Regions from separate parts of the Homo sapiens genome. Here all the other regions are linked to region 2. A link is an interaction called in ENCODE POLR2A ChIA-PET data of the cell type or tissue named here. Cell type or tissue: OCI-LY7. All regions are shown on one strand. Links, peaks and the distances in the headings refer to the core of each region. The heading gives the core; the rest is flanking DNA.

The links. ChIA-PET counts read pairs that join two places held together with the same protein. Peaks named below come from ENCODE experiments on the same cell type or tissue, not always from the same donor. Only the 100,000 strongest peaks of a DNase experiment are listed, where the experiment ranks them.
Region 1: POLR2A ChIA-PET joins it to region 2 with 7 read pairs; 3 of 35 experiments call an interaction of 5 or more read pairs at or near these places.
Region 3: POLR2A ChIA-PET joins it to region 2 with 7 read pairs; 1 of 35 experiments calls an interaction of 5 or more read pairs at or near these places.

Annotation. Positions count from the first base shown.
Region 1 is chr6:25,575,908-25,580,907 of GRCh38, reverse strand. All of the region lies in intron 29 of CARMIL1 (capping protein regulator and myosin 1 linker 1), which reads right to left. Among named protein-coding and RNA genes, the nearest start is that of SCGN, 74 kb to the left of the region's middle. In OCI-LY7, for the core only: no CTCF peak of the experiment used is centred there; no DNase peak of the experiment used is centred there.
Region 2 is chr6:25,299,343-25,304,342 of GRCh38, reverse strand. All of the region lies in intron 2 of CARMIL1 (capping protein regulator and myosin 1 linker 1), which reads right to left. Among named protein-coding and RNA genes, the nearest start is that of CARMIL1, 22 kb to the right of the region's middle. In OCI-LY7, for the core only: no CTCF peak of the experiment used is centred there; DNase peaks (open chromatin) are centred at 969, 2,772 and 3,312; H3K4me3 peaks cover 2,810 bases; H3K27ac peaks cover 3,084 bases.
Region 3 is chr6:24,858,722-24,864,730 of GRCh38, reverse strand. RIPOR2 (RHO family interacting cell polarization regulator 2) reads left to right here. Exons shown (of 22, transcript NM_001286445.3): 8 at 3,695-3,758. Among named protein-coding and RNA genes, the nearest start is that of ARMH2, 63 kb to the right of the region's middle. RefSeq lists an enhancer at 2,440-2,549. In OCI-LY7, for the core only: no CTCF peak of the experiment used is centred there; DNase peaks (open chromatin) are centred at 2,570 and 4,740; H3K4me3 peaks cover 2,249 bases; H3K27ac peaks cover 4,895 bases.

The sequences.
Region 1 (5,000 bases), core at 1-5,000, 280 kb before region 2:
AATTTAAAAAAACACTTAGGTAGCCACAGAAAACTTGCCTTTCAAACTTCTGAAACATTCTGGATCGACTGTTTAACTCAGTAGTTGTTTCTCTGCTTTAGAAGATGATTGAAAACCTAACTGAAGAGACCAAACTATTTCTAAATGTTTACAATTTCTCAAATGATACAGCTAACCTCTTTGTTTCATCCCTAACCAGTTGAATTCCACTTATATAGCTGAAAAGAGCAATGAATGAATTTAATTCCAAGCTGTGTAAGAGGATGTTAAAATGGATACATAAATAAAAATCAAAGACTGTTAAAATCAGTCACGAAAAACTGAAAACACTATTAAGTGATCATTGTCACAGTAACATCAATGTAAGCAACCCTGACCTCTTTCTGTGTCACATCAATGACTTAAGTAGTTGCACTCTCGTTTCACATTTTGCCCCCAAGATTTTGATCTTTACTTCATGGGCAAAGACCAGGAAAAGGTGCTAGGATTCAAAAATCTGTATCTGCTGGCACTTCTCAGTGAAATGTCTTTGATCCTGTTAATCTTCTAAAAAATGAAACCGAAACTCAAACCAAGGGCCAAAACTGAAGAGCACTTTCCTAGCATTGGTGTCAACTGTTTATGGTGCAAAGCCAACCCTCAGAAAGGCACTATCTTCTCCCTCAATAGGATCACACAAATGTCAAAGACGGAGGGAAGCTTTGTCATCACCTACACAAATAAACTCCAAGGATGAAACTGAGTTACAGAGATGACAAAGGCTAACATTCATGGTGTCAGAAGGAGCAGAGCCATGGACAGAACCCAGTGAGGAGGGTCAGGCCAGCATCCTTCCTGCCACATCATTCATGACCCATATAGAGATGGATGGATGTTAGGGATGTTTTCACTGGTTTGATATCAGGAAACTGGTACGTGTATAAACTAAGAGGTAACATAACTGAAAGAACTTAGTTTGCATACTTTCATTTAATAGGTTTTCATCTAATGCTTCCTCAAAAAAACAATCTACATGATTGAAAAACATTCTTTAGCTCCAAGGAGAAACTGGCTGATACTGATCTTTAAAGCAAACAAATCTATAGTTTTGACAATTATGCCAGTTTTAATAATATCATTTTGCTATTATTTATTGTTGAGAGAAAAGGGAGATAAAAAAATGATTAGCAATTGTATTGAAATCCAGACTGGTTTTCCTAAAATACAAAATGAAACTTGCCGATTTGGCTTTTTTCAAGGTTTTGTTAAAGGCAGACAAACTGAGGAAAAGCTATTTATAAAGTAACAGGTTTTGCAGGTTCAATAAAAACTCAGCTAACTCAATGCAAATGGAAAGGAATCCAGTTTAAGGCAGTTCTCCCCAAAGTTAGCCATGCAGTTGGCTGAAGAAGTTAGTGGCCTGCCTGGTCTATTCACAAGTGAAATCTCTGAAAGTAATTCTCAGGAGATACAAGCTATCAAAATATATGCTGTGTTTGGTCGCAACAAGTTCTTCAGTATTCTATCCATCTTGTGCACAATCATGGTAGGTAAAATAATCAAGAAGTAGCTTCAGATATAATTTTTAGCCAATTTCATTTAGATTGTCACAAATAAAGAGGAAAGATGTTTAAAAATGCATGGACTGAAGATGTCTTTTTTTTTTTTTCCTGACTCTTGATTATATTTTACAGGAAGTGTATTCATAGGCAAAAATAGTCTGGTTTAAGTTTCCATATCATGAAAGTCTTTATGATACCAAATAAATGTAAAATATATAAAAATTATATTTCAAATATATTATAATTTTAAACATATAAAAATATGTACTATATATAAAATAAATGACAATATATAATATGTACAGAAAGAATCACATTTGCAAACTCATGTCCATCTGTGAATAGGTCATTCAGCTTAGTTTAATTTCATAGACATAATTAAGAAACACACGAAATCATCAGGATAATTTGATGGTTGATATCACTCAAAGGGGAGCTAGTTTTCTCCTCTTGGTCTTGTTTTCCAATGCTTCAAAGCCCAGTATAGAAAGCTTGAATATCAGAAAAACTCACTCTAATGTATTTTACTTGCTTTCCTTTATTTTGTGTGCTTTTTACAAGGGTAAGTAACTTCTAATTACATTTCCCATAAATCTATACCTATCATATCTTGTAGTTCTGAAGTTTTGGCACAGAGCCAATGGTCTTTTGCTAAAATAGAATTTGTAATCAGGCTAGTTTCTACAATTGGTATTAAGAAGGCAACCCAGCTTCTGTATCTTTCCTTCATGGGATTTAAGTGCAACAACAGAGAAAAAAAAACTCAATCTCATTTCTCCCATATTTTTATTACTTTTCTTTGGAAGTAATTCTTCCTTAGTTTTACAGAAAATGTGGACTTCCTTAATCTTATTGGCTTATTCCTACAATGCCATTACATATAAACCTAAAGCAAGAGGAAATATAACAATGTACTATAATTATCCACCTAAGTGTATATTTAGGAGCAAATATTTAATGTTTGTCTAGAAATTTGGTTTATTTGCGCTCCTTCCTCCTCCCCTCCCCAACTGTTGGGTTGATGAAATACATCCCAGAAAAAGAAAACAATCTGACTTTACCATCTTCTTTAACACTGTTAGCTCTCTTCTCTTTTTGTACCAAAATGAAAGGGTCAATTTTTTCAAACTGTTTCTTAGTCCTTATTGACCTTTCCCTGACATTTGTTAATGCCTAAGTACTTTCTGAGTCAGAGAAATCACAAAGTGTCCATCAGATGAAGGGGGGTCAGCGTTTGAAAAAGAAGAGGTACATACTGCAAATGGACCTCTCATCAATCAATGGTTAACACTGTCAACTTGAGGCCTAGACAAAATTAACTTATCTTAAAAAATGCATCTTGCAAGCAATAACGTATAATTTTCAAAACCCATATCCCAAAAAAGTATGAGGAAAAAGGTGTTAAACCCTTATTTTAAATGTAATTTTAGCAGGAAAATCTTAAACACAGACTTCTTTCTTGTCCTAACATCACAAATCATCAATAAGTCCCCATTGTGGCAGACACTGTGAACAAAAAGGCCACAACTCTATTTTCTGAGAATCCAAAAGCATCAATGCCTACATTACTCTGAAATTGTACTCATTTGATCAAATTTTTTAATGAATTTTAAACTATTCTGCACATAGCTCAATTGAGATATGTCTACTTTTACTACAAGTTAAAGACTAATCTTGGAACCTTCCAAACAACGTAACATTTTTTTCCTGTCAAACCCACTTTTAACATGTAATTCCTAGACATACTTTTTTTTTAAAAAAATGAGAGTCAAGTTGCTTAAGTCACCATAAAAATAGAAAGAGGTGCTTTGTTTTTGCCACATTTGCTCAAAGAATAATAAATAACACTCTCACTCCAAGTTCAAGAATCCATAATTACTTCCCCCCACCACCAAGGCTGTAGAAAGAAAAAAAAAATAACAATACCAGCTGAGAAGAAGATTAGGAAAGTTCTCCTAATATAAGAAGCAAATCATAATGTCGATTTTCTACAACCCTGGGCCCGAAACAAGTAATATGACAAGAATCAGGAAAAAAATCTTAAAAGTAATCATGTCTTTATTATTGTTATTATTACATGAGTGGAATAAGCACTTGTCTCCTCTTGAATGTTTGTATCCTCTTCATCAACACTCTGCTTGCTTTCAGGCACATGGCTGGAGATATTTTAAATTCATCGCCTGTTTTGCTAGCTGAACCATCTTGCAAAATCCAATCTTGTCTCTAAATTGTTGCCTATTTCATTCAGGATCTGCAGATGGATGACAACACTACAGTCTCCTGGGAGACCAGCCAGGCAGCACAGAAGCAAATGGAGCACAAGAATATAAAGTAGTACAGCCAGAAACCGCAGAGCCACCAAAAAATACTTACACTTGTACAGCAGAGAGTCTCCATGCAGCAAAAAGAAAGAAAAAAAATATGAATGGAAGAGAGATAAAGCAACAGCATTACTAGGAAAGGGGAGGGAGAGGGATACCATTCACAAACAAAGAAACAGAAAAGCTAAAACACATAAAAAGCCTTCATAGCAAAGGAATAAGGCAGGAATGAGGCCAACATATTAATGGCTTAAGACATCCAATCTAGCTTTTTATAAGCAGAAGCACAATTACAGCTTGAAAAATTTCAGAAACTCCTAACCTACAGATATTATGTCTCTTGCTAGGTGTGTACAAAGTGATATTTACCAACCCCACAAGGCATTAACCTCATTTGGGGGATGGTGGCTTTATCAGCTCCAAAGCATATAATGGACAGAGCAGCGGATGGTTGTTAAAGAACCCCATGCAAGTCCTGGCTCCTGGACCACAGGACCAGTCTCAACAACTAAGTGGGGACAGTGTATCTGCAGGCATGTACAGGCGTCTCTTCTGGGGCCATTTACATCACTCTGTGCTCCCACTGCATTTTAGGAGCAGCAGCTTTGAATTCTTTTGCCTCTTCAGTCATTAAAACTTTTCAGGAAAAGATCTGATGACAGGATTCAGCACAAGTTACCTACCCACAGTGTAATTCAATATTGATGATACCTTATACCTTAGTGGGAATTTAGGTCACCTTACATTTTACATTACATCTCTAAATAATTTTTTTCTTTATTTTCTTTCCTTCTCCATTCACCTTAGATTTAAAAAAAAATCTCTAAATAATTCTTAAAATTCCATTGGTCATCATTAAATTTTGTTAGGGCATCCTCTTCTTAGTCTGAATGAATGATAATTATTCTGAAATAATAATGATGAATTTAAAAATTCATTTATAAAAGAATTTTTAAAAACAAAAAAGAAGTCCAGTTGTAGAATGCAAGTCTTTGTGAAAGCGAAGTGTCAGGGGTTGAGGGATCCTTTCCAAACCTCCTGAGGAAGGCCACCTACTCCTTCCACCTGGGGCTGGGGCTTTCTTTTTTCCAAGTTCTTTATTTTTCATGTCAATTATTTTCAATATAAAATGGGATGG
Region 2 (5,000 bases), core at 1-5,000:
GCAAGCAATCTATACTTGAACTTACCCAGCTGCAAGGAATTCAATTCCCCATCCTCTATCCCCACCCTCACAATAAGCACATTCTATGAGTGGACAGCTCTGTTAGGAAGATTATTCTGCGTTTCAAGCCAATCCTCAGCACCTGTAATTTTTATCAATTGTCCCAGTTCAGAACCATAGGTAATAAATCTACGTCTTCTTTTCTGTGATGTCCCCTCCCATGTGTGAGCACAGCTCAGCACCTGTGGGGGCAGCAGGCTCATAATATAAACTGCACACAATCAACAAGTGTAAATGATTTAAGGAAACTTTCCCAACCCCATTTCACAAGACTTTTAAAGCAGAGTGATCTGAAATTACCTTAAACATTTATAATGAGGAGACTAATCTTATCTGATTTGTTCTTCTCAAGTCAAACCCAATGATGAAGTTCCCTGGACAAAGGACTTCTCTGACTTTATTCCAGTCCATTCCCAAGTCACCAGCTTCTTCCTTTAAAACTTACGTGTCCTTTACAAACAGATAGTGCTGAATGATTGTTAAATGGAATGTTTTAGTAATCTTCCTAAAAGTAGGTTGGGTGATTATGTGTTGTTCACCCGTTATTTAACATATATTTCTCCAGTTGGCTAATTTGTACAGCGTTAAAGCAGATATGGCAAATTCTAAAACAGAGTCCCTTTGTGTAAAAGATAACACACTAAAATAACTTGTCAGCTTTTCTCCAAGTTCCCTGGAACACCAGTGTCCTGTGAGATGATAATTGGCGCTTCAAGAAATGTACATGTTAAGTATATGAATACCAAAGGTTCTAAGAACAGAGAAATGGAGAAACTTGTTTAAGTTTGGAAAATGAAGGGTCAAAGTCCTTGAGCACAGAGCACTTCTCACCCAGCACACCTATTCATATCTTGGGAACAGAGTCTGTTACTTCCCCAATTGAGGAAATAGGCTTAGAGCCACACAAGGCTTCTGATCTGTATGCTAAAAAGGGTTGCTCATGGAACCAATAGGAAATGAGATGCTTTTCTTAGTTTTTTACCCAACTGTAGAGGAAATGTTAGGTGACAGTTTTACTTTTAAAAAATAATAAAATAAAATCACGCATTATAATTTTATCACATGGAAGAAATGGAGTGTCATCACTGAAAGCCTAAGAAAACGAATCTTTTCATTCAATCAGCATAAACAACTCTCACAATGGAAAAAAAAAAAAAGGAGATGCCTATAACCAGCCAAAAGTTGAAAGTACATGCAATTTCTCTCTCATCTAAATGATGAGACCAAGCCTTCGCAAACAGAAAATAAATCACTCTCTCTAAAATGACGTGCAGAAAAGGAAACAAGAGAGGCAGCTCATTTGCACTGTAATTCACATTCCTGAGACAGTGGTACAAACACTACTCAGTACCACACAGGGAGACACGACACTCTTTCTCCTCAAGCATCTGTAATCTCCTGGGTTAGTCATTGAGTGTAGTGGGAAGCAGAACTCAGATGAACTAGTCAGAGAGCACTTAATGGCTCTCCAGACTGCACTAATCATCCTGACCAAAGTAGAGTTCAGTTCAAGTGCTGAGATGGGCGGCTGTTTGCAGTTGGCCATTCTCCCTCCCTCCCAGCATCGCTGTTATTGATCCCTGCATCGTGAACAAAGCTAAATTAAAGATGGGCTATGTCAGATAAGGCTGCTGAGTAAAGAGACTGGCTGGGCCCCTGAGGAAAGCAGCTCGGGCTTAAAATTTGTACTCAAGGCTGAGTGACTTACTGGGCAAATATTCTGTGTATATCACAAAGAGATTGCTTTTAGGGGTAGAGGTACTTAACATAAAAGTACAATAGGTAAACAGTCCTGGACTCTCGAGTAGTTTACAATCTCCTCAAGGATACTAGGTTGGAGAATAAGAGAATCCTGATTATGCTCTTGGTCAGGCCCCAAATCTTTTAAGCTGGCCTTGAAACCAAGCACTGGACCACATTCCCAGAATATATTACCCTAATGGAACTCAGCCAACCATCTGAGCAACAATGTAAAGTATTCTGTATCTTCACTCATTCCCCTCTGGATTGATTTGTGTCAGAGAATCCAGTGGATTTGCTGCATGGAGGTACTTGTATACTTTCCTTGGTTCTAATAGGAAAGACAGGAGGAAGAGGTGACTAGCAGGATAAGGGAGGCACTGACCAACTGGATAGGGTCAGTGCCGATCATTCAAAACAGAAAAACTTCTTTAGACTTACTGAATTTTCAGAAAATGATTTACAATGCTGATTTCAACACTCTATTCCATGTATTTTTAATGATTTTTTTAAGGCTTTTCAAACTCTTAGCATCTCCCTCAAAAGAAATAGTACCCAGAGGCTCTAACAGGAAATGTTAAGGAAAATGTTATTGGAGGCAAAGCAACACATCTCTGGAATAAATATGGTGAGCTGGCTTATTTGGTCTGATCTAAGGAAATGAATGAAGTAAGGCCTGAAGTTTTCTGAAGTACGCCCTATGCAGCTTTATTTTGGGAAAGTCAACCCATCAACAAGCTGAAAGTAACAGCTTCTATCTCCCATTCTCTCCTGTAATACAGACTTCAACTGCCCGTGAGAATCTCACATACAGAAAGTTTTTAAATAAAGAGGCAGAGGCTACCCAGGTGTTTCTGAGGCACAGCCAGGCTGAGAGTCACTGCTTCAACGAAGCAGCATGCCATGAAACCCACCTGCAACCCATCTGAAACCACTTGGTCTTCTAATATAGTTATATATTCAATGGGTTCATCCAGGCAACAAGGAATAGACATATTATGAAATTGCCTCAGTTAATGATGATTTAACATGAGGCTCCCTAGAGAAGCAAGCAAAATAGGGAAGTACAAAACAGGAACCCCTATGAGCAGCTGCCCAGTTGGGCCTTCTAGAAAACTAAAACATACTGTGCACATATTAGTTTAAGTACATTGACTCAACTTCGATTCTAAAAGTCACCCTTTCCAAAGCAGCCATCCTGTGCTCTGTCACCCAATTCCACCTCCTATTGTTCTTGTTACCACTGGCTCATTAAGAGCCTCTTCATCTCCTCATGGTTTCTGCTTAACTAAGGGCTTTTATTCCTCATGCCTTTTGCTGTCTTCCCATTTCTTTGTCTCTGTCTCAAACTCCCAAGAGGATCAATCTCTTCCCAATACATGCTGCTGGTTAGCCTATCGATGCGTACCTTGGGAGTCAGGCATAAGCATACCTAGTTCAAGCAGCTATGGCCACCAAACTGTGAAGTTGCATGCACCAAGCTTGGGGATACTAACAAAAGGAAATCCTGTAAAGAAAGCTGTGGACATGGCAGGCTCTTGCAGGGAAGCCAATATGACCAGCACACACTTAGCATGATCTGTCTGGTAAAAGTCATTTTCCTAAGCAGATTTCAAAGTTCTGTATATAGCAGGTTATACTTATTTCTCAATAAGGTTTATTCTATGGGTCTCTAACTGGAGCTAACTTAATTATCTAAGTAACTTAGTAATATACTTAGTTACCTAGTTACCTAAGTAACTAACCAAGTGTTTCTCAAACTTCAGTGTGCATCAAAATGACCTGAAGGGCTTGTTAAAACAGATCGCAGGGCTCCACTGCCAGAGTTTCTGATTTAGTAGGTCTAGATAGGTCTCCTATGCTTTGATTTTGCTTTTTTGTTTTGTTTGGTTTTGAGGAAAAGTTTCACTCTGTCACCCAGGCTGGAGTGCAGTAGCACGATCTCAGCCCACTGCAACCTCTACCTCCCGAGTTCAAGTGACTCTCATGCCTTAGCCTCCCAAATAGCTGGGATTACAAGTGTGTGCCTCCATATTTTAGCAGAGACAGGAGTTTGCCATGTTGGCCAGGCTGGTCTCGAACTCCTGGCCTCAAGTGATCCTCCCTCCTTGGCCTTCCAAACTGCTGGGATTACAGGCATGAGCCACCACGCTTGGCCTGCTTTTGCATTTTTGATAAGTTATCAGGTGATGTTAATGTTGCTGTTTCTCAGGACCAAATATTGAGAACCACTGGTCTGATCTTTTAGGTATCTTAAAACAAGACAAATTGCTATGTGGTGGGATTTGTTATTTTTGTTACATACAGATTTGGTTATCTAAATATTTCAAAAATAAGCATTTTAAATGCATATAGACTTTTAGATAAATCAACAATGGCTATATCATAAAACTGTAAATTTCGAGACTTAGACATAACTCTAGAAGCTAAATATGATAAAATACACACCTGCTCTCTGACATTTGAAACCCACTGATCTAAACCAATGATTCTCAGTGGGGGGGCCAATTCTACAATCCAAAGGACATGTGACAATGTTTGGAAACTTTTTTTTTTTTTTTTTTGAGGTGGAGTCTCACTCTGTCGCCCCAGGCTGGAGTGCAGTGGCACAATCTCAGCTCACTGCAACCTCTACCTCCCAGTTTCAAGCAATTCTCATGCCTCAGCCTCCCAAGTAGCTAGGATTACAGGCACCCGCCACCACACCCAGCTAATTTTTCTATTTTTAGTAGAGATGGGTTTTCGCCATGTTGGCCAGGCTGGTCTCAAAAACTCCTGACCTCAGGTGATCCGCTCGCCTCGGCCTCCCAAAGTGCTGGAATTACAGGCATGAGCCACCGTGCCCAGCCTCTGGAGACATTTTTAATTATCCCAACTGTGGGAAGAGTGGGTGATGGTGCCAGGATCTAGTGGGGAGGGGCCACAGATGCTGGTAAACATCCTATCATGCACAGGACAGCCCCCACAACAATTGTTTTGACCAAAATGTCAATAGTGCTGGGACTGAAATACCTCAAGGTTGGTTAGAAGGTGAGAGTCCAGCACAGCCTGGAGATTAAGAACCCAGCATGGGCCGGGTGCTGTGACTTAGGCCTGTAATCCCAGCACTTTGGGAGGCCGAGGCGGGCAGATCACCTGAGGTCAGGACTTTGAGACCAGCCTGGCCAACATGGTAAAACCCCGTCTCTACTAAAAATACA
Region 3 (6,009 bases), core at 631-5,630, 440 kb after region 2:
ACAGAAGTGTGCTTTCCTGGTTTCCAACTCTCTGGGGCCCAAGCATCTGACATAGAGAGGTCTTCACTCCTCCTGGGGTCACCTAATACCAATGTCTTTGATGAAATGACTAAATTATTAAAGCAGCACTCCTCACTATCCCATGAGTCTTTGTTCAGAGATCAGATTTCATGAATGAAGTCATCAGCCTGTAGAGGGTCTGTTGGACAATTCCCAGAGCTGAGCATCTGGTTCAGCCCTGGGATCAGAAGGACAGCTTGGATGACTGTCAGTAGGATCCCTTTGTGTGTACACTCCCGTGTTGCCTCTTGTCTAAACCAAGTTTCTCTCTTTATTTGACTTAAAGCAGGGCTTCTTTACCTAAGTTCCTCCTTTAGAATAATTTTTTTATTATTTTTTGAGAGATAGAGTCTTGCTCTGTCACACAGGCTGGAGTGCAGTGGCGCGATCTTGGCTCACTGCAATCTCTGCCTCCCGGGTTCAAGTGATTCTCCTGCCTCAGCTTCCCAAGTACCTCTCCTGCCTCAGCTTCCCAAGTAGCTGGGACTACAGGTGTGTGCCACCACACCCGGCTAATTTTTGTATTTTTAGTAGAGACGGAGTTTTACTATACGTTGGCCAGGCTGGTCTCGAACTCCTGATCTCAGGTGATCCACTCGCCTCTGCCTCCCAAAGTGCTGGGATTACAGGCATGAGCCACTGAGCCCGGCCTAGAATAATGTTTTTTAAATGCATAAAATAAAATACATAGGAATTGAAAAGAAGAAAATATATTGAAATACAGTTATTTCAAAATCATCAGTATAGTTTTCAAAATATTTCAAAAGTCAAATATGTGACATAGTTCTATGCTGCTGCTTTATTAACACATCAAATTATAAGATCTAGTAGTGGCTCTAATAACTACTGAAACATCAAAGTAATGAAAAGTATAAATGATTTTTTAAAAAGTTATCTGCAATAAATAATGTGACATGAACATATATGTGATTTCTATCAGTGTCAAAGTCACAGGTATGGCTAATACTGCTGTGGCTTGTTTTCTACCTTCATCATACCTAAACATGTTTAATTTCAGTTAAATGATAGTGAAAATAAAGATCTGACTCTTCCCACCCTCCCCCATCCTACTTTGTAGAGCTGCAGATTGAAAATTCCTGGCCTAGAAGCAGTCCTAGTTCACGAGACCCCATTTCTACAGATCTCTGAAATGAGGAGAGCCGTTTCCAATTATAAAGGATGTTTATAGGACAAATGCAGATAACTGACCAGCAGAATGCAGGGGCTGCCTTTGTTGGCATATTTGCAGGTCATTTCAGACACAGCCACCCTTGATCAAGTGCCAGGGCATGGCATCATGACCTTGCTCACAAATTCAAAGACATAGAGTGCAATTTAAACTGCCTTAGAGAAGAAAGAAGTCCAGGACTTCTGTAGCCTCATACCTCATTTGGTATCAGGTGGTTTTATATCCTCATGGCCGGGTGCAGCGGCTTATACCTGTAATCCCAGCACTTTGGGAGGCCAAGTTGGGAGGTTCACTTGAGGTCAGGAGTTCAAGACTAGCCCAGCCAACATAGCAAAACCCCGTCTCTACTAAAAATACAAAAATTAGCCGGGCGTGGTGGCGGGCACCTGTAATCCCAGCTACTCGTGAGGCTGAGGCAGGAGAATCGCTTGAACCTGGGAGGCAGAGGTTGCAGTGAGCTGAGACGGCGCCACTACACTCCAGCCTGGGTGACAGATAGAGACTCTATCTCAAAAAAACAAAAAAGCAAGAAAGAAATACATCCTCACATAACCACAAAAGCCAGCATGTTATTATGATGATGGTTTAAAATGAGGATTTAACAATGAGGTCAAGGTAGGCTCAGGTGCTTTTTCGTGTGCAGCAATGTTCATCAGTGGCTGTGGGTGGTGGGGGGGTGCCAGTGGTCGGGGGAGGAAAATTTTGACCATGGATGTCCTCAAGTCTTAACCTAGCTGCTCTCACGTTTTTCAGAGATACTGGTAGCAATCCTGACATGCATGATAGCATAGTTGATATGTCTGGAAACTGTTTCTTCACAGAAGTGCCCAATACTCTGAGGAAATAAATTGGTTTATAATACTGAGGCTTTGTTTTCAAGGCTTTCAAGCTACGCAGAGCTCAGACTTCAGGAAGTTTTCCCCAGCCTTGCTAGCTAGTTCAGGTAGTGAGAATTTACAAGGGAAAAAGCAATGCCATTCTCTTTGCATCCCATGAGAGTGATCATTTGGAGCAGAACAACGAAACATAGAAGAATCAGAACCTCTAGGCTGAGGTCCTCAGCATACAGAATTCAAATGGAAGCAATACCAGCCTGCACTAATCAAGCTGGCCATGCTTTTGTCAGTGAGGCCACCCTCGAACCCCTAGCCTTGTGGGAGGCTGGCAACTGAGGGAGAAGCCTGCAGACATCACCCTGCATCAAGCTTCAATGGAGACTGCTGCTTAGCATAGCAGAGGCAGCATCCAGATTGTAAGCTGGTCAAGCAGCAGAAGGGCCTCCCTGGGGATGGCCCATGGCCGCAGCACTTTCCCTTTTCATTTCTAACTGCAATTGTTCTATTTAGGTCCTCAGGTATTGAGGAAGTAGGGTGAGGCTAGTTATGTATCTAACCACATGCACAGATGGTGTTACTCCTTCTCTCTATCCTTTTCCTTCAACATCAAAGAGAAGACCCTTGTCAGACCCAAAAATAATTTTTGGGGCGCTGTAGGTTTGCAGTAGGAAGTCTGCCTTACTCACTTGAGCAGAATTCAGCCCTTGTGCTCTTTTGGCCCCAAATTTTTAAGAAAAATTTCAAACCTATAGAAAAATTGAAAGACTTGTACATTGAACACCATATGCCTTTATCTAGATTTACCAATTGGTAATATTTGGCCATATTTGCTTTCCCTCTCTCTCATATGATCAAATCCCCCTCAAGTCATTTGACAGTAAGTGATAGACATCATGACATTTCACCCTATATGTATTTTAACCTGGATCTCTTTTTAAAATTTATTTGTAATTGGCAAATAAAAACTACATATTTATGGTATACAACTTGATGTTTTGAAGTGTGTATGCACAGAAATATGTAATACAATGGCTAAATCAAGCCAGGGATCTCTTAATAGTAACCTATGGAATATCTACATTTCCTACATAACCACATACCATTACTACAACCAAGAAAATTGACAATCATCCCATAGAATTATATAACATATTGTCCATTTTCAAGTTTTCCCTATTTGGATCAATAATGTCTTTTATAAATGTTTTGATTTATTTACTTTCAAATCAGGATATTATCAAGGTTAAGTTGTTACATTTGGTGATTATGTTTGTCTAGTCTCTTTATGTAGAAATTTTTTCCCCTATGATACTGCCTTTTTGTAGAATTCATGCTAATTCCTATAGACTACCCCACATTCTGAATGTGTCTATTTTTGATATAATCTGACTTGCTCATCTATGCCCTAAATTTCCTGTACACTAAAAGGTGGGCTTAGACTCAGATCAAACATTTTGTCAAGAATGTTTCTTAGGCTGTGCTGTGTGGAGCAAACAGGTAAATGCTTCTCGTTGTTCACGCAGTGGTTGTGCTGCTGTTCGAACGTCGTGTGCTTTGAGCTGTTGGGTGAAAGGCTAGCTCTCATGATCGTCTCCTGTCCTCTTTGCAGAATATGTGCACCATTGAAGTGGAGCTAGAGAATCTGCTGGGAGAATTCTCCATCAAGATGAAAGGTATTATTTTCCTTGTTTAGAGAGAATAAGGAGCCATCTCTGCAGAGTGCAGAGCTCCTTGAAGTTTGAGAGCCCATGCTATTTTTATTTTCCTTGCAAAGACGCAGCGCCACCCACTCTCAACCCACCCCACTTTTGATAGTTTACTGATGCTTCTCATCCTGAGGCTTACCTACACACACAAAAATATTATGACAGAATCTCAAACATACACAGAAGTGGAGAGAACATTATAATGAGCCCCCATAAACCCATCACCTAGATGTAATAATTAGCAAGATTTTGCCACATTTGCTCCATCTCTTTGCTTTTGTTTTTCCTTTGATAAAAGAGAAGTCCTTTGATGAAATAAAACCCAGATATGTCAGTCTGCTGCTATACACTTCAGTATGCATCTCTTAAAGCATGGGGCTGTCATCTTACATAACCACGATGCCAAGTACTGTCACGTTTTCACAGCTAACAAAAATAATAAACCCTGGTTATTAACCCATTCCATTATCAGATTTCCCCCGTTGTCTCAAAAATGCCTTGTACATTTGATTAGTTCAAATTAGGATCCCAACAAGGTCCATGCATTACAATTGGTTGTTAGGTATATCTTTTAGATTTCCTTTAATCTAAAACAAACCTCTCCCTACCTTTTTTTCTACCCTTGACTTGCTGTAGAAACCATTGTACAGAATGTCCCACATTCTAGCTTGTCTGTTGGCTTCTTTGGGGTGATCTTTAAATTCTTCCTTTAGCTCCTCATGTTTCTAGCAAACTAACTATGAAATTTTGTAAATCTTGGTGTTAAACCCACAGAGAATTTTTCCCCTCCCAGTGCCTTTCTGGTATTTATTCCAGAAAGTTCCAAACTAGACACATTATTGAGTTAAACCACAGCATCTTCAGAACAAAAACGAAGTCTGGTTTTAGAAAATAGAGCATTGCTCAGGTGTTGTCAGATTTACGGCTCAGTGGCCAGGCATGGCTGTCAAATGAGCGGCCATCACAGCAAGTCAATTTCTCTTCCAAGTTTTGGCCCATCTGACTGCAGTGAAGAGGGCTGGTGCTTATGCAATTCTGAGGTTTCTTAGCAGCTTGATCCCTGGGTTGCTAATGGGGATTTAATCACCTTCTTTCTACTTTCTGCAATTAAGGGAGTAAAGAAAGGAGACTTTTTTTTGAAAGGGCTCGACAGGAGGGCTTCATTTTCCAATGAATCATCTAACTCAGGAGGGAAATTATTCTGTCAAGCACTAGGCACTGACATGTAAGAGCCTGTCTGAGAATACCTGGAATATAAATGACCTTGACCCTCAGCTTCCCAAATGGCTGCATGCTTCTCTTCCGGCAGATCCGGTAGGGAATCAGTTTAGTATTCAGTGTTAAGTTTCAACACTTGCTTTGCTACTGAGTCTGGCATCTGTGCTTTTTTCCATTTTTTAGGTCCATTCTCTACATTTTTGGGTCCTCACTTGAGTCAGTGGTTCCAAAATCACGCAGGTCCATAGTCCCACGTGGGCCCTGGAATTTTTATTTTAACTTTGAGGATGATTCTATCAGCAGCCTGATCAATTCTGGAAAATAACTGCCCTGAATCAGTGTTTAGCAGAAAACCTTCCCTCTACTTCCCCCAACTCTCAGACGCCACCCACACAGACTAGCACAGTCGCAGAGTCTCGCAGCCTAACAGTAATTCAAATCATGCACATCACCTATCACTGCTAATATAAAAAAGTACTATATTTCTCCTATTTCTGATGCTCAGTATTATCAAGTGCATCTATTTTTGGTGGGATGGTAATTTCCTGATTTTACAGATGGGAAATAGGGGCCTAGAGAGGCTAAATGACTTGTCCCAGGAGTCACACTTAAATTGGAGTCAGACAAGAAACTGAATTCCAGGGTTCTTTGTTCCTAATGCATTCCCACCTCTAACTCCATGTTATGAGGGAAGTTCAGAGCTGAGCAGACAATATAAACCATTGCTCAAAGAATGGTCTCCCTCACGGGCAGATCCTCTCCAACCTAGCACAGAGACACCCTAGGAGTGGGATGGGGAGGAAAGGGACCACCCTCGGACCAGATCTGGAGCTTCAGGCTTGGTGTTCAGGGAGGAGATGATGCTGGAGTCCCTGCCACCTACTGGGGGACCTGGCCACCCCGCTACATCGCAGCCCTGATGGACTGATGAACTTGCTGTTGCTCCTGCTCCTCCATCTCCTCCTCTCTCTGTTGTTCTTGCTCTCCTGCCTGATGTTCC